Regions from separate parts of the Homo sapiens genome. Here regions 2, 3 and 4 are each linked to region 1. Evidence: chromatin contacts called from ENCODE Hi-C or POLR2A ChIA-PET data. All regions are on one chromosome and are shown on one strand. The core of a region is the stretch at or near the end of the contact, and the rest is flanking DNA. Distances in the headings are between cores, read along the strand shown. Region 1 holds the start of FASTKD5 (FAST kinase domains 5). Region 2 holds the start of PCED1A (PC-esterase domain containing 1A). Region 3 holds the start of PTPRA (protein tyrosine phosphatase receptor type A). Region 4 holds the start of NOP56 (NOP56 ribonucleoprotein).

Region 1 (7,105 bases), core at 524-3,023:
AGAACCCTCCCTAAGCAGTGGTGTCTGTGGTCTGGGGCTCCAGATATTCAAACAGCGCTGTCTCCAGAGCTCAGGAGTTGGGATGTCAGGCTTGCCCCTCCTGGCAGGGACGTGTTCTTCCTACATTGATTTTGTCTTCCCTACAAGATAGGCCCTGGAGGGAGCATGATTTCTCAGCTCTCCTTCACACCCCTTAGAGCCAAGGCATTGACAAGATATGAAGACCCTGATCAGCAGATCTCAAGTGCCCTCAGGAATGGCAGCCTGGGGCCAGGACTTTCTGATAGGTAGAGGTTTAGTAGAGTCTCTTTCTTGTCTAGGTACCTATACTGACAGCTGTGTCAATATATGTACCCAGTAGGACCCAGCCCTCCTTCTTAGGGTGGTGGAGAATCACCCTGGCTCATGCTCCATAGCTCTGGCCTCGCTAAGCCCCAGCTCCACATCCATTTCTCTCAGCAGGCTCATCTATCCATCATGTCACTAGCTCTTTTCCTGAGAGCACTTTACAGATACATCTCTATTATAAATGCATTAAAAAAAAAAAAAGATGGAGTCTCACTGTTGCCCCGGCTGGAGTGCAGTGGTGCAATCTCGGCTCACTGCAACCTCTACCTCCTGCGTTCAAGTGATTCTCCTGCCTTAGCCTCCCAAGTAGCTGGGGTTACAGGTGCACGCCACCATGCCCCGCTAATTTTTTTTTGTATTTTTAGTAGAGACGAGGTTTCACCATGTTGGCCAGGCCGGTCTCCAACACCGGGGATTACAGGTGTGAGCCACCACACCCGACCAATGCATTGTTAAAATTAGACAGGTGTGGTGGTGCATGCCTGTGGTCTTAGCTACTCAGGAGGCTGAGGCAGGAGGATCACTTGAACCCAGGAGGTTGAGGCTGCAGTGAGCCATGATTGCACCATTGCACCCCAGCCTGGGCAATGGGGCAAGACTTTGTCTCAAAAAAAAAAAAAATGTATTGTTTTTCTCACTGTACAGGCTTAGAGAATTTATGTGGGCCGGGTGCGATGGCTCATACCTGTAATCCCAGTACTTTCGGAGGCTGAGGCGGCAGTATTGCATGAGCCCAGGAGTTCGAGACTAGCCTGGGCAACATAGGAAGACACTGCCATCCCCGTCTCTATGAAAATAATAATAATAATATAACAAGAATGAATTTATGTGACTTCTCCAAGGCCATAAAACCCTGAGTGGTGGTCCTCAGATTTGAACATGTGTCTAAGCTACTTACTTTTTTTTTTTTTTTTTTTTTTTTAGATGGAGTCTCGCTCTGTGTCCCAGAGCTGGAGTACAGGGGTGCCCAGACTGGAGTACAGTGGCGAGATATCGGCTCACTGCAACCTCCGCCTCCCGGGTTCAAGCGACTCTCCTGCTTCCGCTTCCTGAATAGCTGGATTATAGGCGTGCGCCACCACGCCCGGCTAATTTTTGTATTTTTAGTAGAGACGGGGGTTTCACCACGTTAGCCAGGCTGGTCTCGAACTCCTGAACTCAGGTGATCCGCCCGCCTTGGCCTCCCAAAGTACTGGGATTACAGGCGTGAGCCACCGCGCCGGGACTAAGCTGCTTAATGACTTCCAGAGCGATCCATCCAGGAAGGTGTTTTCCCTCTGCAGGTCCTAGACTCCCCCTGCCTCCTCAACAACGTCCTCCAGTGGAAAATGTCCTTGGGAAACGCTGACAGAGTCTTTTGAGCCTCGGCCGCATCCGTCACTCGCGCAGCAGGCGGAAGTAGCGGGCAGTTGGCCGGAAGTGGGGCTGTGAGGCTCGGAGTCGCCGGAGGAGCCAGTATCTGTGTCGCCGCCGCCCGCGGCGTCCCCGGTTTGGTGTTGCGGCGCCCACCTTCGGGAGGATCAGGTGAGTGGCGGCGGCCGGGGAGGAGGTCGCGGCGGCCTCTTTCCGCGTTCACGACCGTCCTGGGCCTTGGCCTGTGCCTCCTGTCCTCCCGGCCGGCCCAGAGCTGGAGCGCATCGAGGCCTTGTTCAGCTCTTGGCCTGGGTTGCCAGTGCCTCTCGCAGGCCTGGCTGTGGTGAGAACTTCAGTGACTCTCGCCGCTCCTGAGTTTGTGATCTTTGGCAGGGGGCTTATCTGACCCTTGATTTTTTTTCCTCTGTGAAATGGAGATCGTAACAGTACTTGTCTCACGGTGCTGTTAAGAGAATGTAGTCAGATATTCTGCCGCGCCTCTCATCACACTTTGATGTGCCTGCGAATCGCTTAGAGATTCTGATTCTGTAGGACTGGGGTGGGTTCTGAGATAACTGTGTTCCTAACTAGATTCCAGACGAGGCTGAAGCCTCTGGCACGCAGACCACACACTGAGTAGCAAGGCCCTACAGTATGTTGCTTAGCATTTGGGATGCGGAGTCTTCGGTAAACATCAGTATGATAGGATATATACCTTCCCCCCATTTTTAGCAGTTTCTCGTTGCACAAGCCTAAGGGTAGTATTGATGGCCTTCTCCCTTTTTCTTTCCGTGGGTAAGAATAGTTGCTCTTTCTCTTTCTGTGCAAACCGTGACACAGCTCTTCTGTCTTGACTCAGGGAACTTTGGGTCCCCTCATATCAGCTGTGTTCATCAGTCTTGGGTGATGCTTCACTGATCAGACCCTTGGACAGTGCTTCATCCTGTGGAGCTGATAGCCAGCTGCGTTAGCACCAACTGTGGCTGGCGTTTTGTGCTCCAGTCATTTGTTGCTGCTGGAATCTGAATTCACGTTTTCTACACTTTGTGAATAGTAAGAATGGCTGCCTTTCCAGAACTAGATTCTGTAGCTCACTGACCTGAATGGTCCTGGGCAAGTCCTTGGATAGTTTGCTACTACCTGGTAGACTAAAATAAAATCTGGGCCGGACACAGTGGCTCACGCCTGTAATCCCAGCACTTTGGGAGGTCAAGGCGGGCGGATCACGAGGTCAGGAGATCGAGACCATCTTGGCTAATATGGTGAAACCCCGTCTCTACTAAAAATACAAAAAAATAGCTGGGCGTGGTGGCGGGCGCCTGTAGTCCCAGCTACTCTGGAGGCTGAGGCAGGAGCGTGGCGTGAACCCCGGGAGGCGGAGTGTGCAGTGAGCCGAGATCGCGCCACTGCACTCCAGCCTGGGCGAGAGAGCGAGAGTCCGTCTCAAATAAATGAATAAATAAATAAATAAATAAGTAAATAAAATCTGAAGACTCTGTGCTGCATAACATAACTTAAAAAGTGAGGCCTTTGGCAGTTATGCAGGTCTAATGTTTATTAGTCAGTATGATTTTCTTCCCCATCCATTGGTTTATTTTTTTAGTCCCTAATAAGGCCTTGCCATTCATCATGTGAATAAGTCAACTTTGATATAAAATAATTCTAAGGTCAGGTGCGGTGGCTCATGCCTGTAATCCCAGCACTTTGGGAGGCCGAAGTGGAAGGATTACTTGAGCCCAGGAGTTCGAGACCAACCTGGGGGCAACATAGGGAAACTCTGTCTCTACGAAAAAAACAAAAAACAAAAAAAACACACAAAAAAACAAAATGTAGCCAGGCGTGGTGGTGGGCTTGTAGTCCAAGCTACTTAGGAGGCTGAGGTGGGAGGATCGTTTGAGATCCTTGAGCGATCCTCGCCCGGGAGGTTGCCGGGGTGAGAGGTGGGGGGCAGTGGTCGAGGATGCAGTGAGCGGAGATTGCACCACTGCCCTCCAGACTGAACAACAGAGCGAGACCCTGTCTGAAAAAAAAAACAAAAGAATTCTGAAACTCCTTCTTTATTTGTCTGAAGTATGTACTATACAGCCTCTATACAGCCTTGCAAATTGTAAAAGCAGATAAAACCAAGTGTTTATTGAGCTAACAGTTATAGGTACTTGGACCATTTATTTGGGAATTTTCTCTTATGACGACTGTGTGCATGCAGCTACTTCTCTTTACCTGCCTGGATTTTGTAATTCCTCTAGAAGCCCCATTTAGATGGGCTGAGAGGACATGAGTGCCTACTGCCTGTTGTTATATGGAGAGGTTTTCTAAAGACAGGGTTTTATGAAACCCTTTAAAAGCAGTAGCTCTAACAGAATCATCTACAGGGCTTAGTCATACTATATCTACCCACATCCTTCTTGCCATTCTGATAGAGGAATAGCAGAGTCTTAAAAGAGAAGCGGAAGGGCTGTGTAGCTGAAAAAGTTTCACAAATGTTTGTGATGTGCTGTTTTTCTCCTATCAGCATGGAGTCTAGAACAAAAAGGAAGGGATGGATTGCTAGACTGAATAATTTTAGTTTGGCTTAGACCTGCGAGTGACACTGAACTTGACCTAAACACCTTTGCACTAGTGCTTCACCTTCGCAGTACTGGTAGACTCCTCTCTGAGGCCCTGCTCCCGTGTGGAAACAGAAACACAGAAGAGTCTAGCCCAGTTAACATCCACATTAACAGCTAAGGTCCTTACTGCCAGTCTCTAAGCCCTCACTAGGGGCTTTGAAGTTTTGTAGATTCTCAGCAGAATACCTCAGCACCTAGAGAAAGTTCGGTTTTTTTGCCCTTTTTTTTTGGTAGAGACAGGGTCTCGCCATGTAGCCCAGACTGGTCTTGAACTCCTGGCCTCACGTGATCTGCCTGCTCGGCCTTCCAAAGTGCTGGGATTATGGTCATGAGCCACCTGTCTAGCCAGTTTTTTTGCCTTTTTAATTCTTAAGGTTGCTCAACAAATTATTTGCTGAGACAAGAATAGGGTTGGAGTGTTCATTTATTTGTGGCAATTTTATTGGGACATAGAAAGGAAAAGTGTTAGAATTGAGGGATCAGATCTGGTAAGTGGTAAATTGTATGTGTTTAAGGTGTCTTATACTCAGTCTACAGTTAGCATCGCTCCTTCCTCTGCCTGGCCCCCCTCCTCTAACTTCTAGACTCTAGTTTAAAATGAAGCTATTCGGCTCTGCTCAGACCGGTATGTGGAAGGGAGAAAGGTAAGATTCTTCAGTCCTGTGAAATCACATCATTCAGGGAGGTTTGGGCATTGCCTTTTGGAACTGACAGGGTCCAGGAGTGTCTGAGGCTCTACTCTGTTTCGTTAGGACCCCTAAAGGGGAGAAAGGTATACTTGGGGCACTTAAACTAGGAAAGGAGTTTTGTGAAATCATATCAGGTATCTTTGACCTTTATTGAAAGAGTCAGGCCGGGCGTGGTGGCTCCTGCCTGTACTCAGTACTTTGGGAGGCCAAGGCAGGTGGATCACTTGAGGCCAGGAGTTTGAGACCAGCCTGACCAACATGGCAAAACCCCGTCTCTACCAAAAAATACAAAAAAATTAGGTGGGCATGTTGGCGTGAGCCTTTAGTCTCAGCTACTTGGGAGGCTGAGGCAGGAGAATTACTTAAACCCGGGATGCAGAGGTTGCAGTGAGCTGAGATCACGCCACTGCACTCCAGCCTGGGCAACAGAGCAAGACTCTGTCTCAAAAAAAAAAAAAAAAAAAAGAGTCAGAAGTTAATTGACTGAGCATCTCATAGTGTTCTCTTTCCAGCTTTCCTATGGATTTTCTGAGAGTCTTTGAGTAAGGAGGAACTAACCTTCTCAGGTATGTTTTCGCTATCTGGTCATCCTGACTGCTGCTTCTTTGCAGTGTCTTTTCTCCCTACTGTTCTTCTCTGCTGCTTCTGTATCTTCCTTGTTTTTCTTTCCTTCTCCACAGTACTCAAGACCAACTTCTGAAGTCCTCTGTTTCAGACCTGTGTATGTAGATACAGTTTCTATAGAGTTACTGTAAATGTTGCATAGTGAAAAGAGTAAGTAGCCACTGTTTACCATTTGTAGGTTGGCTCTTCATGCCTCTAAGATTCCTTATTTTGTTATCATTTCTGTTATTGAACATCTTTAAAGAAGTTCTTAGGTAGTAGAAAGTGCTTGCACTAAAAATAACTTTTCAACATTTTCCTTATCTATTAAGCTACTTTCTCCATTCATTATCTTGAACAATACCATAATATCTTCATAATACATGGATTTTTTAATTTAATTTTTGTCAAAATTGTACATGTACATGGTTTAAACAGTCAAATAGTTCAGTAGAGCTTGTAACACTAAATAATAGTTTCCTCTCCCGACCCACTTTTTTTTTTTGAGATGGAGTTTCGCTCTGTTGCCCAGACTGGAGTGCAGTGGTGCGACCTCGCCTCACCACAACCTCTGCCTCGCGGGTTCAAGTGATTCTCCTGCCTCGGCCTTCTGAGTAGCTGAGATTACAGGTGCCTGCCACCATGCCTGGCTAATTTTTTGTATTTTTAGGAGAGACGTGGTTTCGCCACGTTGGCCAGGCTGGTCTCAAACTCCTGACCTCAGGTGATCCTCCTGCCTCAGCCTTCCAAAGTGCTGGGATTACAGACTTGAGCCGCTGTGCCCAGCCTACTTTTTGTATTTTTAGTAGAGACAGGGTTTCACCATGTTACCCAGGCTGGTCTAGAACTCCTGGCCTAAAGCAATCCGCCCACCTCAGCTTCCCAAAGTGCTGGGATTACAGGTGTGAGCCACTCACTGATCCTGGCCATCACTATATTTATTTTTTCTTTTCTTTTCTTTTCTTTTTTTTTTTTTTTTTTTTGAGACTGTGTCTTGCTCTGTCGCCCAGGCTGGAGTGCAGTGGCACGATCTTGGTTCACTGCAACCTCTGCCTCCTGGGTTCAAGTGATCCTCCTGCCTCAGCCTCCCAAAATATTGGGATTACAGTTGTGAGCCACCACACCTGTCCAATTGTACTTCTTTATTATGGACTTTGAGGCTCTAGGTCTCTTGTATCATCAACCTCCCCCTACTCCTCCTCTTACTCACTTTATCCTCCCAATATAGTTTGCTCATAATTTTTGGTTAGGCTAATATCAAGATTTATATTAATAAAATTATGTTAGTATTATTCTCAACTGAATAGGGAGTATGATATACTAATATTTTCTTTACTCTTTTTATTTATTTATTTATTTTTTGAGATAGGGTCTCTCTCTGTCACCCTGCCATAGCAGGATCACAGCTCACTGCAGCCTTAACTTTTTGGGCTCAAGCAACCTTCCCACTTCTACCTCCTGAGTAGCTAGGACCACAGGTGTGTGCCACCAGGCTTGGCTAAT
Region 2 (7,716 bases), core at 2,530-5,029, 320 kb after region 1:
CTTCTGGAGTCCCATAAGAACTGGTCACCGTTTCTCCTCCTTGCCTTCCCAAATTGAGTGGGTTCTCCAGAATACTACTCCCAATACAAAAGAATCCTGTCAGGCAGATAGGACTTGAAATGTAATGTCTGCCACCTGTTTTATCATTCATTCACTGACTCAGACATGTATCAAGTCCTGCCTATGCATAAAGCTATGCACACATATGAACAAAACTAAGTACTTGCTCTTAAAGCATTTCCATTCTGGTGGAAAAGGTGAAACATGCTCTTATATTTTCCTGTTAACCTGCCCGCCCCCAAAACCCTATTTTTTAACAGAGGTCTAGAACCTGTTTGGGTTCAAAGCCTGACTCCACTACTCAATAGCTGTGTAACCTGGTCACTAGTTGTATAACCTGGCCTCTCTGTGCCTCGGCTTCCTCATCAGTAAGATGGTACCTACCTCATGGGATTGTAAGGCTTAAGCAAGTTAAAACACATAAAGTACTTAGCATGTTTAGTACATAAGAAAGGCTCAATAGCTGTTAGCAACTTAAAACATAAATATCCTCCCCAGCAAGCCTTAGACCCCTAATCCTTTCTGGCAGTACAGCACAGGTAAGAGTAGATTAATCATTCAGATTGTGTCTGTGGCATGCACCCAACACATACATTCTTTTAAAACCTTATTAACATGTCAACAAAGCAAAGACTACATCTGACAAATAAGAGCTCTGTGGTAATGAGGTCAATGTCTGCAGTACTCTTTGATTTAATAAGCCTGGGTAGGCAACAGGTATCTTCAAAATAATACAAGTAAAGTTGATATTTTAAAAGTGAATGTTGTATCAACTAGCTGGTGTGTAAATACTAAATGACATGGCTACCTTGGTCAGCTGAAATTCCTTCTCCACAGAAACAAGTTGAAATCATTTCCTACTGCATTTATGGATTTTTAATGAAGTTTTTGCAATTTTTTCATACTGCACAGGCATATTTCTTTTCTTTTTTTTTTTTCCCCAAGATGGAGTCTTGCTCTGTTGCCCAGGCTGGAGTACAGTGGTGCGATCTTGGCTCACCGCAACCTCCGCCTCCCAGGTTCAAGCAATTCTCCTGCCTCAGCTTCCCGAGTAGCTGGGATTATAGGTGTGTGCCACCACGCCCGGCAAATTTTTGTATTTCTAGTAGAGACGGGGTTTCATCATGTTGGCCAGGCTGATCTCGAACTCTTGACCTCGTGATCTGCCTGCCTCAGCCTCCCAAAGTGCTGGGATTACAGGCGTGAGCCACCACGCTCGGCCAATTGCACAGGCATATTTCTAAGAGAGAATTATAAATAAACAACAAATGCAACAGGTCTCTAAAAACTGCCACAGGGCACTTGTCCATCTAGGAAGTATATCACATTAGGTACCAAAAATTACATTTAAAAGTTTTAATATGTCAGTGAGAATGGTATACAGTTTCATTAGCACAAACAAATGTCTTCTATTTAAGTAAGACCCCCATGCAATGTCTTTGTGATCTTTACTTGCAATCCATAACATATATCTATCTATCTATCGATAGATACATCTATCTATCTATCGATAGATACATCTATCTATCGATAGATACATCTATATGTCTATCTATAGATAGATACATCTATATGTCTATCTATAGATAGATACATCTATATGTCTATCTATAGATAGATACATCTATATGTATCTATAGATAGATACATCCATATGTCTATCTATATATAGATACATCTAGATGTATCTATATATATATAGATACATCTATATATCTATCTATATCTATCTATCTATAGATAGATATAGATAGATATATCTATATATAGACGGAGTCTCACTCTGTTGCCTGGACTAGAATGCAATGACGCTATCTTGGCTCACTGCAACCTCCGCCTCCCAGGTTCAAGCGATTCTCCTGCCTCAGCCTCCCAAGTAGCTGGGATTACAAGCACCTGCCATTATGCCTGGCTAATTTTTGTAGAGACAGGGTTTGACCATGTTGGTTAGGCTGGTCTCAAACTCCTGGCCTCAGGTGATTCACCCACCTTGGCCTCCCAAAGTGCTGGGATTACAGGCATGAGCCACTGCGCCTGGCCTAAAATAATATTTTTAATTTTTCAGAGGGAGTATGCTATGTTGCCCAGGCTGGAGTGCAGTGGTTATTCACAGGTTCTAACATCGGTCCCTACACCCTCAAACTTCTGGGCTCCAGTGATCCTCCTAACTCAGCCTCTCCAGTACCTGGGACTATAGGAACATGCCACAAAGCTCGGCCCAGTAAAATATTTTTAAAAAACTTTAATGGGCAATTATTACATAGCAAGCACTGTTCTAAATATGCACTGGTGATAAAGAGAAGCAAGAAACATGCTTTTGGCCGGGCTCAGTGGTTCACGCCTGTAATCCCAGTACTTTGGGAGGCCAAGGTGGATAGATTGCTTAAGGTCAGAAGTTCAAGACCAGCCTGGCCACCATGGTGAAACCTCACCTCTAGCAAAAAATACAAAAATTAGCCGGGCGTGGTGACAGGGGCCTGCAGTCTCAGCCACTCGGGAGGCTGAGGCAGGAGAATCCCTTGAACCCGGGAGGCGGAGGTTGCAGTGAGCCGAGTGCCCCTGCACTCCAGCCTGGGCAACAGAGGAAGACTCTGTCAAAAAAAAAAAAAATGCTTTCAGCCCTGAAGGAGCCTGGTTTAGCAGAAGAAACCTATACAAATGTCGCCTAAATATACAAATAGACCATACCTAAAAGACCCTAGCACTGGGCCCAGTGAGGCCCACAGGATTCTATTGGGGGAGAATCAGGCACAGTTCCAGAAAGAACCCTTGAACTACTAAGTCCTGAAGGATGCGCAAAATTCTTCAGTGAGATAAAGAGAGAAATGGCAGTATCCACAGAAACTGCAGACTGGTTAGGGCCTTGTAATTCTGCGCAGCTGGAACGCAAGATTTGGGTAGGAGAGCGGTAGATGAGGTTGGAGAGACAAACGGGCTGCCTTACAGATAGACGTTCCACGAGAAGTTCGTAGTTTTTCCTATTAGGGAAGCTATGGGAAAATCCTAATCTGGGTAACGATGTAACGGGTTTACACTTTAGAAAAATCCGTGGTTTAGGACTCTACAACTCCCATGGGCGGGCTGCCCTAACCCAGGGGTTCCCACTTCCGCTGTTCCGGGATTCACGGACGACTCGCCCCCTTTTCCCAGCCTTGGTCAGCACTGTTACCCCGCCCGCCGTGCGATCCCGCCCCCCTCGGAGCGCCCCTGTGGTCTGACTTCAGCAGCACTTTCCGGCAGGAGACTGGGCACTCGCTGTCACCCGCGAGCTGCCTCCCTCAGCGAGATCTGAGCATCTTTCCGGAGGCTAACAGACCTGGGCTTCGGGGTGACCACTGTGCTTGCCTCAGTTTCCTTTTCTGGAGCAGGGGAAGGCCCGGCTCCCTGCCCAAAGGCGGCTGTGCGCTAAGTGGCAGACGCTCGGGGAGAGCCGGCGCGGGGCGGACCCCAGCGCCAGTAGTGACAGGGGCGAACGCCGCCGGGAGACTCCAGCCGGCGGGCGAGCAGGGTAAGCCAGGCCGTGGGCGGGAGGGCGGGGCAGCTCACCGGTAAAAGGCAGAGTCCCCGAGTGGGTTCCAGTTCGCCGTGTAGCAGTCCATGGCTGGTGCAGACGGCAGCTGGGAAGCACCGAGGGGACACCCACCTAGAGCGGGCTCCAGGCCGGCACTTCCGCTTCCGCCCGTCCGGGTCACGTGGCGAGGCCGCCGCCGCGGCCATCACCACTGTGGGCAGCCTCACTTGGCTGCCGCCCCGAGACCCCAGCCCGTACCTGGGCTTCGCGCCCGCCAAGTGGGCCCAGCCCTGGCTCCTGCGCCCTGTGGCGGCCACCTCCATCGCCTTGCTTTCCCTTCGGGCACTGGGGGTCGCTCAGGGCGGGACATGGGTGAACGGAAGTGGAAGCTGTGAGCGTCGCAGCCCGAGGCGCCGAGGCCTGAGGCGCCGTCGGGGCCACAGCGACGCTCGCATGGAGAGCGCTGGGCGCTGGGCTGTGCACCGACGGCTAACCTGGACCCACGGTCTCTGCGGGGCGGGAGCTTTGCAGAACCGACTGGCCGACTGGGGCGCGGGAACATGAGGCTTGGCTAGGAGCCCGCTGCGGGCCAGGCGCGCGGTGCGCAGGCATACCCGGGTCGCGGGTGAACACCGCGGAGCCCCGGGACTTGGTAATTGGCGCGAGCGGGTGCGCGCATGCGCGGGACGGCGGCGGGCACGTGGCGAGGCGCAGGGCGGCGCCGCGCGGGAAGCTCCCCAGTGCCCTGGAGGCCTGCTGGCTGGACGACCCCCTGCCTCTGGTACCAAGTGTGACCAAGGCTGGCGCCACCATGGCTCTGCTGCCGTCACCTCCTCCCTTTAGCATTGAGCAGCCCCGGAGGGGCTAGCCCTGAGGCTGACCTGCCCAGAGTCCCCACCATCGCGCTGCTTAGTGGCCTCTCCCTGCAGCCTGTCGTTGCTGGTGGCGGCATGGTCTTCTGTCTGTCGAGCGAGGAGCCGCGCCGCCCGCTGCGAAGCGACATGGTCCACTTCCAGGCCTCGGAAGTCCAGCAGCTGCTACACAACAAGTTCGTGGTCATCTTGGGGGACTCCAGTGAGTGCCTCTTCTAGGGTGACGCTTCCAGTCCCACACCTTGCAGCCCGTTCAGTGTGTCTGGACCATTTGTTTCCATCTCACATCTCTTGTCTGTCTTCTGGTCTGTTCCGTCCAGTAGGTTTTCTCTTTTTATGTCCCACACATCTTCCACAGGAGTCCTGACAGGTGTAATAACCTGTGCACTTTTTAGCCCATCCTTGCTCAGCATTTCTCGCCCTGACAGCTCCCCATAATTTCCATCACGAAAGCGTTGCATTGTGTAGTGTGTCTCCTGGGTGACTTGGCCGACTTAATTTCTGCCAGGTGATCTTGGGTCACTGTATACTGCTGGCCAGGAGGCACACAGAACAGAGGCAATGCCAGGACTTTTTAACCTCATCTTTTCTCCTGCGTCTAAGTCAACCACAGAGCTGGTGTCGGGCACCTCAGCCCTGGGAAAATGGGGTCCTGGACTTGGAAGGAGCTGGGGCAGGCTGAGGTCTGCCTCAGCCTTGGGATCTCTGTCTCCTCCCAGTTCAGAGGGCTGTGTACAAGGACCTGGTGCTCTTGCTCCAGAAAGACTCACTGCTCACAGCTGCCCAGCTGAAAGCCAAGGTGAGGGAAGCTTGGTGGCCATGTCAGTGGTGGGTGGGCACAGACCCTGGCCTGGCAGGGTTCTCCTCCCTGGCATGGGTCTGACCAGTAGGGTGGGGGGGGTGGGTAGGGGGAGCTGAGCTTTGAACAGGACCAGCTGGTGGCTGGGGGCCAGCTGGGCGAGCTGCACAACGGGACACAGTATCGTGAGGTCCGCCAGTTCTGCTCGGGCTCTGGCCACCACCTTGTGCGCTTCTACTTCCTCACTCGTGTTTACTCCGAGTACCTTGAGGATGTTCTGGAAGAGCTGACATATGGACCTGCCCCGGACCTGGTGATCATCAACTCCTGCCTCTGGGATCTCTCCAGGTTGGGGCGAGGGAAAGGGGAATACTGGTTGGGGCTGGAAGTACGGCTGAGGCAGTCCACCCTTGTGCTCTTGCCCACCCTGTGTGTTATCCAACAGATATGGTCGCTGCTCAATGGAGAGCTACCGGGAGAACCTGGAGCGGGTGTTTGTGCGCATGGACCAAGTATTGCCAGACTCCTGCCTGCTGGTGTGGAACATGGCGATGCCCCTCGGGGAACGTATCACTGGGGGTTTCCTCCTGCCAGAGGCAAGTGACTGAGGCCCATCAGGACAAGAGATGGGATAGCAGACTGGTAGATAGGACACCCTGCTTTCAGACCCTGCTGCGTTCTGTGGCTCTTAGAGGCTGCACTTTCTCACTTAGCTCCAGCCCCTGGCAGGCTCCCTGCGGCGGGATGTGGTTGAAGGGAACTTCTACAGTGCTACGCTGGCCGGGGACCACTGCTTTGATGTCCTAGACCTCCACTTTCACTTCCGGCATGCAGTACAGCACCGTCATCGGGATGGTGTCCACTGGGACCAGCATGCACACCGCCACCTCTCACACCTGCTTCTGACCCATGTGGCTGACGCCTGGGGCGTGGAGCTGCCCAAGCGTGGCTATCCCCCTGGTGAGCCCTACCATAAGTGGGGGGGTAGTGATGCACTGGGGCCCTCAGAGGACAGGGCTCAGAAACAGAATGGGACACAGCCACTCAAGGGAAGTAGAGGTCCCTTGAAGGACTCCTGTGGCTTCTGCATGCACCTTCCTCAACCCCTGAGGAGGGTTAGATCATCGGAGCAATATTCTTGTCCAAGTTCCAGTTTTCTACAGTCTGGCTGTGTAGTCATTTCTGTGTGCTTGAAGGAGCTTGTACAAGTATTGACCACATAAGGCAGCATGTTGCAAGGGTCCTACCCAACAGATTAACAGGAAAGAAATGGGGCATGGGTGTGAGGAGTGGAAAGACAGGGAGGAAGGGCCATCCAGGCAGTGTGGCAGAAGCAAAGAAGCCCACAGCTGGGGGGTGGGGGTACAGTCAACTGGCAGGGTGTGGAACAGGGATGTTGCATCGGGAAGGCCAGCCTTATGGACTTGGGCTCAATGGACAGTGTTCCATAGGCTTCTTAGTTCAGCCTCAGAGTCCCACTGTGACTGGTGCAGCTTGGTGTAGCTCTCCTCGGGCCCCATCTCTGGGCCTTTGGTGGAGGCTTCTGAGGGCCCCACTCCCCCTTGTTTTGAGGCACTGCTCCCCATCACATCTCAACTGTAACACTCTGCTGCAGAACCTCTGTTTCCATGTCAACACCCTAGTCCCTGCATGCACACAAAGAGGGCACCATGGCTGATTGTCTCCATGGCTGCTTCTCCCCTGCATCGTGTCCTTAAAGGGCAAGTTTCCTGCTGCACTTGTTGACGACTCACCCCTTTCAGCCCCAGTGTCTAGCACAATTTCCCTGTACACAGTATCAACAGAATTGTATTTGTTGAATGGGAGGCACGAGTCATGTTAGAAGGCCGATTATGGCAGCACAAGAGGATGTGGGGGCACAGAGAGTCCAGGAATATCATAGAGACAGACCTGTAACACTTGGTAGCCAGGAGTTGGAGCATCAGGGAGGTGAATACAGATTTTGGTTAAACATCCCCATTTTCTTGTTTAGATGTAATAATTGATCCCCAGCAAATGATGGGATGCCCTGAAGGTTGTAAGGCTAGTTTTGATGGCTTAGGCCTTTGAAATCCAATTTGGAGCTACAGAAGTTAGGGCCATGAAAAGGGAGAGTTGATTTGGGGTGGAAGGATGAGTTGGTGAGTTTGGTCACAGCAGATTGATTTGAGGTTCTTTGGAAATACAGAGTAGATTTGCAGTCATTGGTACCCAGCAGAGAGATTAAAACTGAGGGCACAGTGGCAGCTGTGAGGGAGACAGAACGATGCTCATGCTTTGGATTGGCAGGAAAGAGGGGCTATGGCGGAAACAAAAGGAGATGAGGGCAGGGGCACTTTTAGGAAGGACTGAGGCTGCTGGCAGTGTCACATGACTGTTGAGAAGAAGGGAATTTGTTAGCAAGTGGTTACATTTAGTAGGAAAAGTGTTGAGGGCATGGGTTTGGATTAAAGGAGGGAGTGAGCAATTGAGGA
Region 3 (6,769 bases), core at 2,154-4,653, 290 kb after region 1:
AAAAGTAGGCATATAATAGCTGAAAAAGCATCGTAGTTGATCCTCCTGAATTCTCCAAAGATCATCTATCCAGCTATACACTTTGGGGGAGAGGATAAATTGGTACAACCCCCCAGAAACGGGTGGCAGTTTGGCTCCATGTCTGCAAATCAAAAATGCAGACATATCCCTTGACCCAGTAATTCTACTTCTAAAAGCATATTGTTCAGATAACTTTGCAAATGAGCACATAACACAGTATGTACAAGGACATTCATTGCTGTAAGAGAAGAACCTGGAAACAAATATTTAACCCAAAGATGTTACAGTACAGCCATACAACTAAATAAGTAAAAGCATGTCAACAGAAAGAACAAATAACTCTCTATATATGTTGATAATAGAATGATTTCCTAAATATGTTAAGTAAAAAAACCCAGTAAGGTGTGAGTGGTACGTCCCATGGTGGGAGGAGTATGGATAAGCAGGCACATATTTATAAAGCAACAGTGTCTATGGAAGGCCATATAAACTGAAAACTTCAGCCATCTCTGGGGAGGAGGTTAGGGAGACAGGAGACTTGGGGCCAGGGTAGGAGGGACATTTTTCTCTATATACTCTTTTGTATTGCTAGAACTTTTGAATTTTTCTCTCATCTGCATTAATTATCTTTTCCCAAAATTGAGCAGGATTCTCTCTACACCTTCCTCTGGGTCTAAGAGGCTGTGACTCTACCTCTGTCAGACCCAACCAGTGCCTCCTATATTGCAGGGGCATCTGCATTTGGCCCTATATTGCCCCCAAATGATCTTTCCAAAATTCTTTCAGCCCAAGTCCCTGACCTCCTTTAAATCCTCTAGTAGCTCTCCATTGTCCTTACCTGATCCAGCTATGATTAACCTCTTCCCTCCTCCCCAAGGACAGTGGATTCCTTCCACCACCAAGTTTGCTTGTGCTGCTCCCTCTTGCCTATGTGTGCAGTCCACCACGCGCAAACTCCTATGCATCCTTCATGATCCGAAGGCCCCCCCGTCCCAGGAAAGCTTTCCCAAATCACCCAGGCAGGGGATGCTCCCTACACAGCCTGGCAGAGGCTCTGCAAATACACGGCCAAAATTCAAATCTTGACTATTCCCTCATTTGCCCACTGTTTGGCCTCAGTTTCCAACCCTGTAGAGTAGGAATAAGCCCTTTTATGACTGTTGAAAAGACTGAGGGAATTCATGGAAAACATTACATAGCTTGTCACAAGGCAAATAAAAAATAGCTATTATTATTATCACAATCTTATAGCACCTGTGATGTATTTATATCCACCTGTCCTACATTAGACTCTGAGTTCCTCAAAGGTTAAGGACTGACTTCCTCACTTTTGTATCCCAAGCAATTCACCTGGCAAAGGGAAGACACATGAATGTACTGAAGTCAGAGGGGTGGTTTTTCTGGTTCTGTATTTCACCCAGATGTTAAGTGGCTAAACAGAGAACAGGCCCCGGGATCCCACCATGCCTTACAATGCACGGTATCAGCCAGGTCACTTTGAGCAGGCAGAGGTGAAAAGAGACTGAAGGGCTTTTAGTCTTTCAGAGACAGTTTTTTGGAGGCCAGTGGGATATGGGACCTACCAGTTCCCACCTGCTGACTGCTTATGGGGGCTGGGTGGGATGGACATGGGGAAGCCGGGAATCAGAAATACTAAAAGTCCTGGGCATGTACTCCAAGCAGGCCTTCAAAACACGAAAAAATCTCTTGGGAAGTGGATACCGGGAAATAAACAGAGCCTAGGCATAAGAGAGAAGAGATTGGAAAGAATCTACAAGACAACTTGGAGGATTCTCCCACCACGGGAGATAGAAAGGTGGGCAAGACACAGCTCCTGCCCGCAAGAAGCTTCTCAAATGAGAAGAACTTTAAAAGAAAAAGTGGAGCTTGGCAGGTAAAGGTGGGGAAGAAAGAGGATCACATAAAACAAAAACATCCCAACATGTGAGGGGGCAGTCAAGCAGCTCTGAATACTAGCCAGCAAGCGGGATGAGGGGAAGGAGAATTGGAGGATCCGATTAGGCTAAAAGTAAAGGAGTAAATTGAGGCAAGATTGTCAAGGGCTTTGTATGACCTGATAAGGCATTTTAGGCTTCATTCATCCCATGGGAAAAAGAAAAGCGAGGGAGTTTTTAAGTAAACAAGTGACAGCATCAGATCTGTTTCTGAAAGGAGTGGCCAGGCAGGAAGATGTTCGCCCTTTCCTAGTCAGTCCTCCTCTCGCCCACCATCTTCTGTTTCTCAGGCTGCCTGCACAGCTAGCAGGTGGCAAACGAAGCCATCTCCAGGGTGATGTGGACTGGTTCTAGAGCCGGAATCCCTCTCCTGAGCAAAGGCTTCTGATGGCGTTCACCCTGCAGAGGGTGGATTTGCACATTCTTCTTTTCCTGTCTTACAAATATCATCAGTGATCTCAAAAATAAAAACGAAACCCTCAAGACAGGACTCTGCTCTGCTATTTTTTTTTTTTAATCTTCAGGAGATATAATTAGTAACTAATTTTTTCAAAAAAAATTTTTTATTTACCGAAAGTAAAAAGGGAGGGGACCTGCGTTCTCAATTGGCCTATTCTGAATTCTGGGCAGCTCTCAGCCCTTATTTCCCTTCTTAAACAGCCTCAACAGTTGGGAGAGGGCGGCAAGGAGAGGGGCCTGGGAGACGGGCCGGGGGACCGAGGGAGGTGGACTTGAAGGGAAAGAAAAGTTGGTCACTGCAAAAGCAAATTTTCTCATGCCAAGAGTTTTCCTCTTTCCTCCCATTAAATGGACCTGAGCAAATTCTGTTCTCGCCGTTCTAAGTTTCTTCTCTGAGAATCAACTCTGGCAGTGCCCTGGCCTGGTCCCAGAAGGACGCATGCAAAGTTCCTGGGCAGTCGCGAGGGGTCGGCACTCGGGCCGGCACGTTTCCGGGGACCCCCTCCCCGCGACGGACCCGCAAGGATGCACAATCAACCTGCAGGCGCCCGCAGGCTTCTACCCGGAAAAGATGGCTTAGGGCTTCGGGCTCCGGGCTCTGGGCTGTGGCCCGGGACCCCTCCCACCGCCCCCGGGAGCCGCTCCCCCTTCCGGAGCCCACCCGGGCGCAGCGGCCGCGAACACTCACAGAGTCGGGCGTTGGGCGGGACCGCTGGGGACGAGGACAGCGGCTCCGCCTCGGCTCCGCGGCGGCGTTTCGGGCCGCCACTAGCCCTCAGGGCCGCCGCCCGGCCCGCGGCTCCGAGCCCCGCGGCGGCGGCGGCGGCCTCGCCTCCATGGCGAGGGGAAGCGGCTGAGGGGCGACTGGGCGGGCGACAGTGATGGCGGCAGCGGCCGGGGTCCGAGCGCGATCGCGCGCGCGCGCGTCTCTGTCAGCGCCGCACTCGCCGCAGCCTCGCTCCCGACCCGGCCTTGGCTGTAAGACGCGTGTTCATTGGCTGTTCAGAGACAGGCGCTGGTTGGCCGACAGCGAACGGGCGTCTCCGGCCCGCGCGGGCCCCGCCCTTGCGCTCCGCTGGGCGCTCACTTGCCGGCTGGGGCGCCGAACCCGGTCGCACGTTCTCCTGGTAGCTCCAGAGGGGTTCGCCCCGGGGCTGCCCAGTCCTTCGGGAAGCTGGACCCCGGAAGGACCGGCTGCGAGTGCACCAGTGCCTTCAGCCATTCTACAGTCACAGGCCTCATGACTTGGGCCTTCTTCCCAGTTTACAGATCAGGAAACCGAGGCCAGGCACAAACTACACCAATGTCTAGCCACCAGGGCGGCCTGCAACTCGAGAGCCATCTTCCTAACCCTCTCCAAACGTGATACTGTGGGTCTTTTTTTTCCCTCCCCTAATTGCTGCAAAGAACGACGGATCTCACTGGGGAGGGAGAGGAACCTGCCAAGTCCCTAGAACGGATCTGGCTCCGTGGGTGTCGTCTTATATCAAGTCAGCCCACGCCGTCCCCACCCGAGCTCCAGGGTAATCTCCCCCGCTTTCCAGATGCGCATGCTGGGGCCCCGCTCGCCACCGAGCTGAGTAGAAGCACAACACATGGTGCTCTGCGATGGAGGTGCCTTTTGCGATACGCCTGGCGGGGGAGGGGAGGCTCAAAACGCAGAGAGGAGCCAGAGTGCGCCCTCCCCCGGCCGGGGTTGGGGCGCGTACCCCCTTCCCGGCGCTCCCGGCACGGCGTCTGGTGCGTGACACCCGCGAAGCAATCGCTCAGTCCATCCAGCGGCAGCAGGTTCCTACACGGATCCCCGCGGGTGCTGCAGGACCTGAGCGTCTGCGGCTGAAAGCCGATTACGCAGTCGAGATAGGTGGTGGCAAATGCGACATTTCGCCGGGTTGTGATCCCCAGTAGGGACCCCTGGACATTCCGAGACCCGCGCAGGGCGAGCGGCTGGGCGTCTGCAGGCAAAAGACAGATTGCACAGTAGCGCACAAACCGAGCTTGCGGGTAGGGGACGCTTTATCCCAGACCCAGAGTCTGCGGTTCCCGGGGTAGGTGGCGGCGAGTCTCTCCTCCAGACCGGGCAACCCCTGAGTCCCCCTCACGCACCCCAGGCCGGAAGGAGTCCCACATTCGGGGCGCCCCCGGGGAAGGGTTGTGACCGGCGGCAACTCTTCATGGCAGGAAACACTGCGGCGCAAAAGGGGCTCCCAGCAGCCCCCACCATCTCCAGTCCTACCATCTCCGGTCCCCACCACCGCCTTCTGTTGGGGCGCCAGTTAGGGACTCTGTGCCCCACTCCTCCGTATTGTGGGCTCACATCAGCAGCCCCTACCATCTCCAGTCCTACCATCTCCGGTCCCCACCACCGCCTTCTGTTGGGGCGCCAGTTAGGGACTCTGTGCCCCACTCCTCCGTATTGTGGAATAAGTTAGTCCATGCTAACCAGAGCCAGGGCCTGGGAATATGGGTGGGGCGGGCCTCAGGCCGTCCCCTCCCCAGCAGGGAAGTCTCTCCTTGAGTGGGAGTTGTGACTCTCTCTCCCTCTCAGCAGGGCCAGCCTAGAGGTGAGGGTGAAATGGCCGAACCCGACACCTCTGACCAATAGACACTCCAGCCCAAAGGCCCAGAGTCCACACGCCTACTCTCCTAACGCTCAGACCCCAGTGAGGGTGGATCCTTCCCCACGCCCAACATTCACATATCCCCTTAAGTCCAAACTCAATCTATCCCGCAACACCGAATGGAAAAGTGAAAAGCAGGAAGTCAAAGTGTGAAAACCCCTAACAAGTAATGACTGCAAACGCAGGAGGTACCTCAGTAGCTGGGATAGCAGCCCTATGCTCTAGAACCAAACCCCACCAGCTTACTTTTGCCTTATATCTAATTTACACTATTATTTCTTAATATGTTTCTTTTTGTTGATTAGTTTTTTTTTACTTTTTATTTGTATTACCCTAGAAGGGGTTGACATGCTACTTATATTTTTAATATAACTGAAATAGTGATTGCAGTAAGTGTTCATCTTTGAGATTATCTGAAGGACCCCTTTTGGATATGACCACACTTGGAAAAATTGTTGTTGGGCGTGGTAGTCAAAGAGCCCGGGGTTTCCAGCCCCACCATGTGCTGGGTGACCTGAGCCTCCCTCTGCAACTCTTCCTGGAACTTCCCAGGGCTGTATTGAGAATTAGGCATGTTCAGCTTGGCAAGTAACCCATTCTCAGGAAATGAAAGTTCTTTCTCTCCCCATGAGACAGCTGCACTATGGTCAAAGCATTTGTGGGGTGTGCACAGGGGTGACAGAACTACAGACCAAGGAGAACTACAGACCCTGGAGACCCTGGGAAGGAGGGTTCAGCTCAGCAACCACACAGATGCTGTTTCCATTGGAAGAAGACAGAGCCCCCTCCTCAGCTGCCTGCCTGTAGAGACCTGCCCAGCCCTCCATCCTACTTGGCTCCCAGAGTGTCCTGAGCTCCCTCGCCCATCATCATCACAGAGTAAAGGGTTATCCTGGAAGAGAAGAGAACTGAGGAAGGGAAAGGAGGCAGTTTCCTGTGCCCAAGCCTACCCAAATGGGGGACTGCAGAGCCCTCCTACTCCTAGTCCTGCATTAGTCCCAACCCACAGGAGCACATACCTACAGGTAGGCATTTCGCAGCCACCCCACAGGTGCCCCAACAGTCACAGGGTTTATGAGCAAAGGAGAGGATCAGGAGAGCTGGAGGATGGGGGGAAAGGACTCCTGTTTCTTTAGGCAAGTCATTTCCCCTCTCGGGGCCTCCTTTCCCCTTCTAGTAAATGGAACAATGAGTCATTCTCGCAACAAATACTTATTGAGTGCAGACCATGTGCTGGACACAGCAGGGAATAAGACAGAAGAGGACAGAAGAGGCCTCTGCTCTCAGGAGCTTACATTCTGGATAGGAACACAGACAATAAACAAAAGAACAAGAAAATTTCCTAAATGCTGAAATGAAAATAAAGCAAGGCAATAAGATAGAAAGGTGAAGTAAATGAGAGCCAAGTCCCTTTGCAGGCCACACTGTTCAAACCCGAGTTTTTTTTTTCTTTTTTTTGAGACGGAGTTTTTGCTCTTGTTGCCCAGGCTTGAGTGCAATGGCACGATCTCGGCTCACTGCAACCTCTGCCTCCCGGGTTCAAGCGATTCTCCTGCCTCAGCCTCCCGAGTAGCTGGGATTACAGGCATGCGCCACCACGCCTGGCTAATTTTGTATTTTTAGTAGAGACAGGGTTTCACCATGTTGGCCAGGCTGGTCTTGAACTCCTGACCTCAGGCGATCTGCCTGCCTCAGCCTCCCAAAATGCTGGGA
Region 4 (7,188 bases), core at 1,325-3,824, 510 kb after region 1:
CTCAATTCTATGTTCCCCCATTCACAATACAGACCAGGCACAGGGCCTGAGCTGAGGTGTATATGGGGTAGGTTTACTCTACCTCCTCTTTCTATACAGTCAGTGTAAGAACACAGCCTGTGGTAAGCACCAGGAGGCCTACACCCAGCCCCAGCCCACATGGTTCTACCCACAGGATGGTCAGTCCTCATCAAGACTCAAAATTAACTGAACTACAGACCAAAGGCTCCAGTATTATGGGTGGCCCCTGCACTTTACCTGACACGCATAGAGAAGGTATTGATGTCCTTATCCAGCTGGTCCAGGAGGCTAATGGACTGGATGATCATATTGTCCACCCGGTTCACATTAAACTTAACTTTGGCACGGGAATAGCTGTGTCCCAGCCCCAGCTGTGCTTTACAAGCTGACAGATCGGTCAGACCCTTCACCAGATTGTGGAAGTGCAGACGAACTCCTAAGAAGAGGGCAAGACGGTGAGCAACAAGGGGCTCTGAGCTAGCTCCCGCACCCACGGGCACCAGCCCAGCCTGAAGGCCTTCCCAGAAATCACAACAAGCAACCAAGTTTCCAGAACCTCCTCCCCCAAAATGTCCAGGATAACAGGAATATAACAGATGATGGTCTCACCTCGCAGGATCTCAGCTATGACTCCTCCAGTCTGGCAGTTGTACCCTAACTCCTCCTGTATTGCGGCACCAATCTTGGGATCCCCAACTCCCAAGAGTACTTTCTTCTTTTTGGACGGCAGGTGGGTCTCCAAGAGCAGGCGGAGGTCCTCATGAACAACCCCTCAGGGGAAAGAACACAGTTCCCACTAACAGGCTGAAGGACGATCAACTCTAACATCCCTCAGCTGACTACCCTGGTCCCACCGAGCACGCTGGGATGGCATACCTAGATCCCTCCCCATCAGGCATTGCTCAGAGACATGGAGACATCAGTGATTGCACTCAGGGGATTGACAGATTTGATTCGCAAGTCATCACTGCAAAGCCTGGCCCAGCCATGGGAACAACTGCATTCAGGTCTGATAGCACAAGTGGGCAATAAATAATAGCTTGTAACACACCCTCGAGTATTTCGTAGAATTTGCCTTCTGGAACCAAACCTTTTTTTCTCAGCCTGTGTTTACCCAACTGCCCTTTCCAATCGAACAGAAAGCAGAGAACCAGACACTTGATTGTGTTTAGGCAAAACCTCAGGCACAAGTAGGTGTTAAGCCGACCCCCTTTAAGAAACCCCCCTTTGTCGGCCGGGCACCGTCGCTCGCGCCTGCAACCTCAGCACCTTGGGAGGTCGAGGCGGGCGGATCACGAGGTCAGGAGATGGAGACTAGCCTGGCCAACATGGTGAAACCCCGTCTCTACCAAAAATACAAAATTAGCCGGGTGTGGTGGCTGGCACAGGCCTGTAATCCCAGTTACTCGGGAGGCTGAGGCAGGAGAATCGCCTGAACCAGGGAGGCAGAGGTTGCAGTGAGCCCAGATCTTGCCACTGCACTCCAGCCTGGGGGACAGACTCCATCTCAAAAAAAATAAAAATAAAAAATAGTTTGTCACTACAGTGCCCACAAGGAAACGTTAACACACATTCCACATCGTCTGCTTAAACAGTTTGGTCTAGCACAGTTCCCAGACCTTGAGCTCTGTGAAGACAATTATTTCAAATTACACATTGTATGGCTCAAATACTGCCTCACGCCTATCAGACTCAGAGCCAGCCAAGGACGGCAAATACTATCACAAGCTGCCCGAGAGGATACCGAAAGGAACCACATCTCTCTGTGACACTTGGCGGTGGCCGACTTACCTTCAGACACGGCGTTGGCATTTTCCAAGGCAACCTGGGATGAGGCAAAGGGACAAAAGGCCACCAGACGAACGATGCTGTGGAATTTGCCCAGGTTGAGCACAGACTCCTCCACCTGGGGGGAGAAAGAGGCTAAGTGGTTTCCTTCCCTCCCTCCTGCCTCTGCGGCGCAGTCAAGCAGCGGTTCTCAGCCTTGGAAGCTCTTAAAATATGCTGATACCTGGGCCCCACATCCCAGCTTCTGCTTTAATCGTTCGGGGGCGGCGTCCGGGAGGCTTATTTCTAATTGCTAGAGCGATTCTACCCATGGGTCAAGGTAAAGACCCCCGGATCTAGAGCTTTCCAGGCCCGTCCCCCCGCCCCGAACCGCTCGGCCGGCCACGTGGGAGCGCGCTGTGCATGCTGGGACCCGCGCGATGAGGGTCTGCGGGGCCGCCAAAGGAGCCCACGGATCTCACCCACCTGCGGCTGCAGCAGACTGATCTCCTCCACTTCCTTCAGCGCCAGCAGCGCGTAGCCGACCGCGTGCTCAAACAGCACGTGCAACAGCACCTGGAACGGGAGCCGGGGCGCGAGCGTCAACGCAACCTCAGCGTCTGCCGGAACCCGTTCCCAGGGCAGGCGCAGGCGCAGGCGCAGGCCCAGGCCCAGGCCCAGGCCCTGTCTGCGGCCCGAACGCAGGCCGAAACCCCCACCGTCGCGTCGCCCGCGCCCCGCAACCACTCCTCACCATGGCGCCAGCTCCCGGGTTCGGCTCGCAATGCGGCTAGCGCGCTCCGGCGCGCGGAACCAGGCTCCAGAGGCCACGCCCCCGCCCCCCCGACCAATCGGAGGCCGGGGACGACACCATCTCCGGCCTTTGGAGGGGCCGCCCAGGGTGGTATCGCCCGGAGCGCGGGCTGGGTGGTGCCGAGCGCGGGCGAGCGGGCCTTTTCCGGCCTCTGCAGCTGCGCGGGCGGGCGTGGTTGCCGGGGACGCGCGGCCCCCGGTCGGGCACTGCAGGCGGCGAAACGACTTGGGAAGGCCCTTTCGGGGTAATAGTCCGGTTCCTGATGTTCTTGTCATATGAGTTACGGGCAGCAGAGCTGGGTGAAGTCGGGGCGGGAGGTCCGCGTGGGGCGCGGCGTCCATCCCAGACAGAGACCGCTGCCTAGCCGGCTTCCCGCTTCGTCCGTGGCCTCGGGCCCCAGACCCTGCGCCCCACGTCCCCGGGACCCAGGCGTTCCCGTCCCCTACTCGGGGACGAGCCTCCCCGGCGCCGGGTGGGCGGTGCATCCTTTCCTCCCACCCGTAACGGGAGCGGTGCCTGGCGCGCTCTGGCGCAGACCCTGCTGGGAATGTAGCTCGCGCAGTTTTCTTCGTACTATTAATTTATTTCTTTTTTTTGTTTTTGGTTTTTTTTTTTTAAATGACTGTAGCAGGCAGTAACGTGCGAAAGAAAGACGCTCCAGCGTCTTCCTAGGCCAGTTTCTTGTTGCTGTGCTGCACGGGACCCAGCTCCTTTTGCTGGGCCACGTGTTGCTCCTCCGCTTGGGCGGCCCTGAATTCTGGGCGCTGGTGATCGCTGAGTGAATCGCAGCTGCTTCCCTGTCCTTGAGGGCGTCTTTTGGGCACTCAGGCGACTCTTTAGAAATGAGTTTTGCTTTAATAATTAATATTAACGTTATAAATCCAAAACCTAGTTATACTTAAGTAGCGTATCCCCTGGTATGTTTTAAAGAGTCATTCGAAGGGGATTTTTAAAAATAATGTATAGCTATAAACTGCATTTATACATTTAATTGTTATTTTGTTAAGCGATTGAGTTACTTGACAAAATCCAAGTACATAGTTCACTCACAAATCTAATATGTCAAACCTAAATGTGGTTGGTAAATCTTACTCTCATAATTTCAATATGGTTTACAGATGTGGTTGAATTCTGTTACACATGTCTACTTACGAGTCAGAATCGTTATTCCATTTAATATTTTAAAATGGAATTGCCAAGTTAATCCATACATTAGCATGTTAAATTATTTTAACCGTCGTGAATACATCAAAATAGACGATTCCAAAATGTAATGGAAAATACTAATGCTAATACTTCAATTTACTTCATTATTTCTGCCCTTAATCCTGAATCTTCCTGGAGTTACAGGTGCTTATCCACTAAACCAGGGGTTTTCAAGCAAGAAGTCAGAATGCATTAATGGACAGCATTTAAAAAAATAGGATTGGGTGGGCTATAATCCAGCACTTTAGGAGGCCGAGGCAGGCGGATCACTTAAGATCAGGAGTTCGAGACCAGCCTGGCCAACATGGTGAAACCCCGTCTCTACCAAAAAATAAAAAAATTAGCTGGACGTGGTGGAGCATGTCTGTAATCCCAGCTACTCGGGAGGCTGAGGAAGGAGAATCGCTTGAACCCGGGAGGCAGAGGCTGCACTCTAGCCTGGGCAACAGAGCAAGGCTCTGTCAAAAAAAAAAAAAAAAAAAAAAAAAAGAAAAAGGATTAAAGCGAATAGAAATAAGAGTGTGTTGCTTAGAGTAAGGTGCTGTTCATTGTAAAACTTTTGTCTCAGCTCTACATACATATATAGAAATATGTACACAAATATTTTTCATATATACATATATATGTAACTATATGAACACACTTTTGTGTGTTAAATCAGAATATAAAAAACCTGAGGGTCAATCAATGAGCCAAAAGGTAACCAGTCGTACTCTGGAAAAATTTGGGTCCTCTGGTTACAAAGGAGCTGTCATGAAGTAGTTTGCTGACTTACAGAGATGGCTGAAGAAAAGTGCTTCTGCTGGTGAGATAACCAATGCTTGTGATCAGATATGGATGTGGTATGAACATTAAAAGGTTTCCTTCGGTTTTCTCATCTCCATCCCTTCAATAAAATATCTCACCCTGATACTTGTAGTCTGACTCTAGTGGGATAACACAGGACTCCTGTTATCCTTGACACTGTTATCCAGTTATCCAGGGGGCATCTCTGCAACCTGTGGTGGAGTAGACCATCTTTGCCTTCCGCTTGGACTGTTTGCTGGGTGCACTGCTCCTGTCTAGGCTCAGGTCTTCACCACCAAAGTAGACTTTTTACAAAACCTTTGGTTTCCCCTTCAAGGCACTTTCTACTGCCAGAATGATCTTTCTAAGGCAGAATATCCAACCAGGTGCAATTTGTGGGTGCTTACAGGGTCATGAAATACCACCTATGGTAGTTAGTTTCCACAAATGGCCAAGATAGACGTGTGGGTGAAGCCATCCTGTGTGTCCCAGCCCCTGTCACCATCTCAGTGCAGCCATGTAAGGCCCCAAACAAGACCAGCAGAACCACCATCTGCATCTTGTCTACCCTGATTGTGACAAATAGTACATTGCGGTTTTCAGCCACTAAATGTAAGGGTGAGTTGTTAAGCAGCAGTAAATTTGAATCGGTCAGCTCACGTGGGTTCAAGCCCCAGCTCTGCCAGTACTTACAATGTGATCTTAATCACTGAATCTTCCTGAGCTTTCATTTCCTTTGCAGAATGAAGGTTGGGGTTTCATTCATCCCTTTAACAAACATTTATTGAAGATCTCCTGTGGGCCAGGTGTGACAATGGTGTACCTGGCATGTAGTGGGAGCTCAAAAAATATTAGTGGTCTTTCATCTTGCTCTTTTGTCCTTTAATTAATAAATAGCACAACAAAATGTTTTATCACCTATTTTCAGTTGAGTCTCAGTTCTCTGCAGTTATCACCTTGCATAGAAGCTACTGAAACCTCATTTTTTTCTTTTTTGGGACAGGGTCTCCTGTAGCCCAGGTTGGAATGCAGTGGCACAATCTTTGCTCATTGCAACCTTGATTTCCTGGGCTCAAGTGATCATCCTGCCTCAGCCTCCCAAGTAGCTGGGACTACTGGTGTACACCCCCATGCCTGACTAATTTTTTTGTAGAGATAGGGTTTTGCCATGTTGCCCAGGCTGATCTCAAACTCCTGGGCTTGAGCTATCCTGCTCTCCTCTGCCTCCCCAAATGCTGGGATTACAGGTGTGTGCCACCACACCCAGCTAATTTTTGTATTATTGGTAGAGACGGGGTTTTACCATGTTGGCCAGGCTGGTCTCGAACTCCTGACCTCAGGTGATCCACCTGCCTCGGTCTCTCAAAGTATCGGGATTACAGGTGTGAGCCACTGTGCCTGGCCAGGATCTTATTTTTTATGGCTGAATAGTACTCCATTGTGTATACATACCACGTTTTCTTTTCTTTTTTTTTTTGAGATGGAGTCTCGCTCTGTTGCCCAGGCTGGAGTGCAGTGGCGTGATCTCGGCTCACTGCAAGCTCCACTTCCTGGTTCAGCCTTCTGAGTAGCTGGGATTACAGGCGTCTGGCACCACACCTGGCTAATTTTTGTATTTTTATTTTATTTTATTTTATTTTATTATTATTATTATTATTATTATTATTATTATTATTATTATTTGAGACGGAGTCTCGCCCTGTCGCCCAGGCTGGAGTGCAGTGGCGCAATCTTGGCTCACTGCAAGCTCCGCCTCCCAGGTTCACGCCATTCTCCTGCCTCAGCCTCCCGAGTAGCTGAGACTACAGGCGACCGCCACCGCATCCGGCTAATTTTTTGTATTTTTAGTAGAGATGGGGTTTCTCCGTGTTAGCCAGGATGGTCTCAATCTCCTGACCTTGTGATCCGCCCGCCTTGGCCTCCCTAAGTGTTGGGATTACAGGCGTGAGCCACCACGTCTGGCTAATTTTTGCATTTTTAGTAGAGAGAGGTTTCACCATGTTGGCCAGGCTGGTCTCAAACTCCTGACCTTGTGATCTGCCTGCCTCAGCCTCCCAAAGTGTGAGCCAGCGCTCCCTGCTGATTTTTGTATTTTTAGTAGAGACGGGGTTTACCATGTTGGCCAACCTGGTCTCAAACTCCTGACCTCAGGTGATCTGCCTGCCGCGGCCTCCTAAAGTGATGGGATTACAGGCATGAGCCACCATGCCTGGCCTGTATATCTTATTTTGAGAAATGTCTATTCAGATCTTTTGCCTATTTTTAAATTGGATTATTATGTTTTTTCCTTAAAGAGTTGTTTGAGCTCCTTATATGTTCTAGATTTTGGATTTTCGAATTAGGGATGCTCAACCTGGTAAGTATTATGCAAATATTCTAAAATCTGAAAAAGAATTTGAAATCCAAAACACTTCTGGTTGCAAGCATTTTGGATAAGGGATACTCAACTTGTACTAACCTGTGACCCCTGACTTCAGAGACTTTGCAATCCTGGGAGACTGAATATAATCAGGTGCTAAGATGCAGTTGTATGCAAGCTGACAGGAAGACAATTTGGCCCAGTGTTCCTGAGGTAGACTTCATGGCAAGAAGGG

Evidence for each region. Hi-C counts contacts between places; a loop is a spot of excess contacts on that map. ChIA-PET counts read pairs that join two places held with the same protein, here RNA polymerase II (POLR2A). Pooled maps may share reads with other maps.
Region 2: a loop to region 1 is called in a map with no recorded cell type, with 4 times the contacts of the local background. The contact joins the promoter of PCED1A here to the promoter of FASTKD5 in region 1. A Hi-C loop is called at or near these places in 1 of 37 single-sample maps with no recorded cell type and 5 of 50 pooled maps. POLR2A ChIA-PET finds 5 or more read pairs at or near these places in 2 of 52 experiments (activated B cell and activated CD4-positive, alpha-beta memory T cell).
Region 3: a loop to region 1 is called in a map of naive thymus-derived CD4-positive, alpha-beta T cell, with 2.7 times the contacts of the local background. The contact joins the promoter of PTPRA here to the promoter of FASTKD5 in region 1. A Hi-C loop is called at or near these places in 1 of 168 maps with a recorded cell type or tissue (naive thymus-derived CD4-positive, alpha-beta T cell), 5 of 37 single-sample maps with no recorded cell type and 13 of 50 pooled maps. POLR2A ChIA-PET finds 5 or more read pairs at or near these places in 3 of 52 experiments (H1, activated CD4-positive, alpha-beta T cell and activated naive CD4-positive, alpha-beta T cell).
Region 4: a map of CD8-positive, alpha-beta T cell shows a loop between it and region 1 (9-fold over the local background). The contact joins the promoter of NOP56 here to the promoter of FASTKD5 in region 1. A Hi-C loop is called at or near these places in 2 of 168 maps with a recorded cell type or tissue (both CD8-positive, alpha-beta T cell), 4 of 37 single-sample maps with no recorded cell type and 9 of 50 pooled maps. POLR2A ChIA-PET finds 5 or more read pairs at or near these places in 2 of 52 experiments (Caco-2 and T-cell).

What each region holds. Positions count from the first base shown.
Region 1 is chr20:3,154,533-3,161,637 of GRCh38, reverse strand. It overlaps FASTKD5 (FAST kinase domains 5), which reads left to right and starts at 1,773. Exons shown (of 2, transcript NM_021826.5): 1 at 1,773-1,872. It overlaps UBOX5 (U-box domain containing 5), which reads left to right and starts at 1,773. Exons shown (of 5, transcript NM_014948.4): 1 at 1,773-1,872.
Region 2 is chr20:2,836,718-2,844,433 of GRCh38, reverse strand. PCED1A (PC-esterase domain containing 1A) reads left to right here and starts at 3,779. Exons shown (of 8, transcript NM_022760.6): 1 at 3,779-4,223; 2 at 4,501-4,645; 3 at 5,163-5,242; 4 at 5,352-5,590; 5 at 5,688-5,838; 6 at 5,956-6,202. The coding sequence starts at 4,522. VPS16 (VPS16 core subunit of CORVET and HOPS complexes) reads right to left here and starts at 3,689. Exons shown (of 24, transcript NM_022575.4): 1 at 3,607-3,689. The coding sequence starts at 3,659. RefSeq lists enhancers at 2,881-3,412, 3,946-4,477, 5,954-6,253.
Region 3 is chr20:2,870,115-2,876,883 of GRCh38, reverse strand. PTPRA (protein tyrosine phosphatase receptor type A) reads right to left here and starts at 3,403. Exons shown (of 24, transcript NM_001385305.1): 1 at 3,124-3,403. RefSeq lists silencers at 2,930-3,209, 3,220-3,269, 3,450-3,519, 4,140-4,279 and enhancers at 2,764-3,393, 3,394-4,025, 4,026-4,655, 4,656-5,287.
Region 4 is chr20:2,648,018-2,655,205 of GRCh38, reverse strand. NOP56 (NOP56 ribonucleoprotein) reads right to left here and starts at 2,574. Exons shown (of 12, transcript NM_006392.4): 1 at 2,543-2,574; 2 at 2,275-2,364; 3 at 1,813-1,927; 4 at 631-792; 5 at 259-457. The coding sequence starts at 2,545. MIR1292 (microRNA 1292) reads right to left here and starts at 2,429; the gene lies at 2,364-2,429. It overlaps LOC105372505 (a long non-coding RNA gene), which reads left to right and starts at 2,742. Exons shown (of 5, transcript XR_007067502.1): 1 at 2,742-2,846. It overlaps SNORD110 (small nucleolar RNA, C/D box 110), which reads right to left and starts at 994; the gene lies at 920-994. It also overlaps SNORA51. RefSeq lists an enhancer at 1,861-1,950 and a silencer at 2,451-3,090.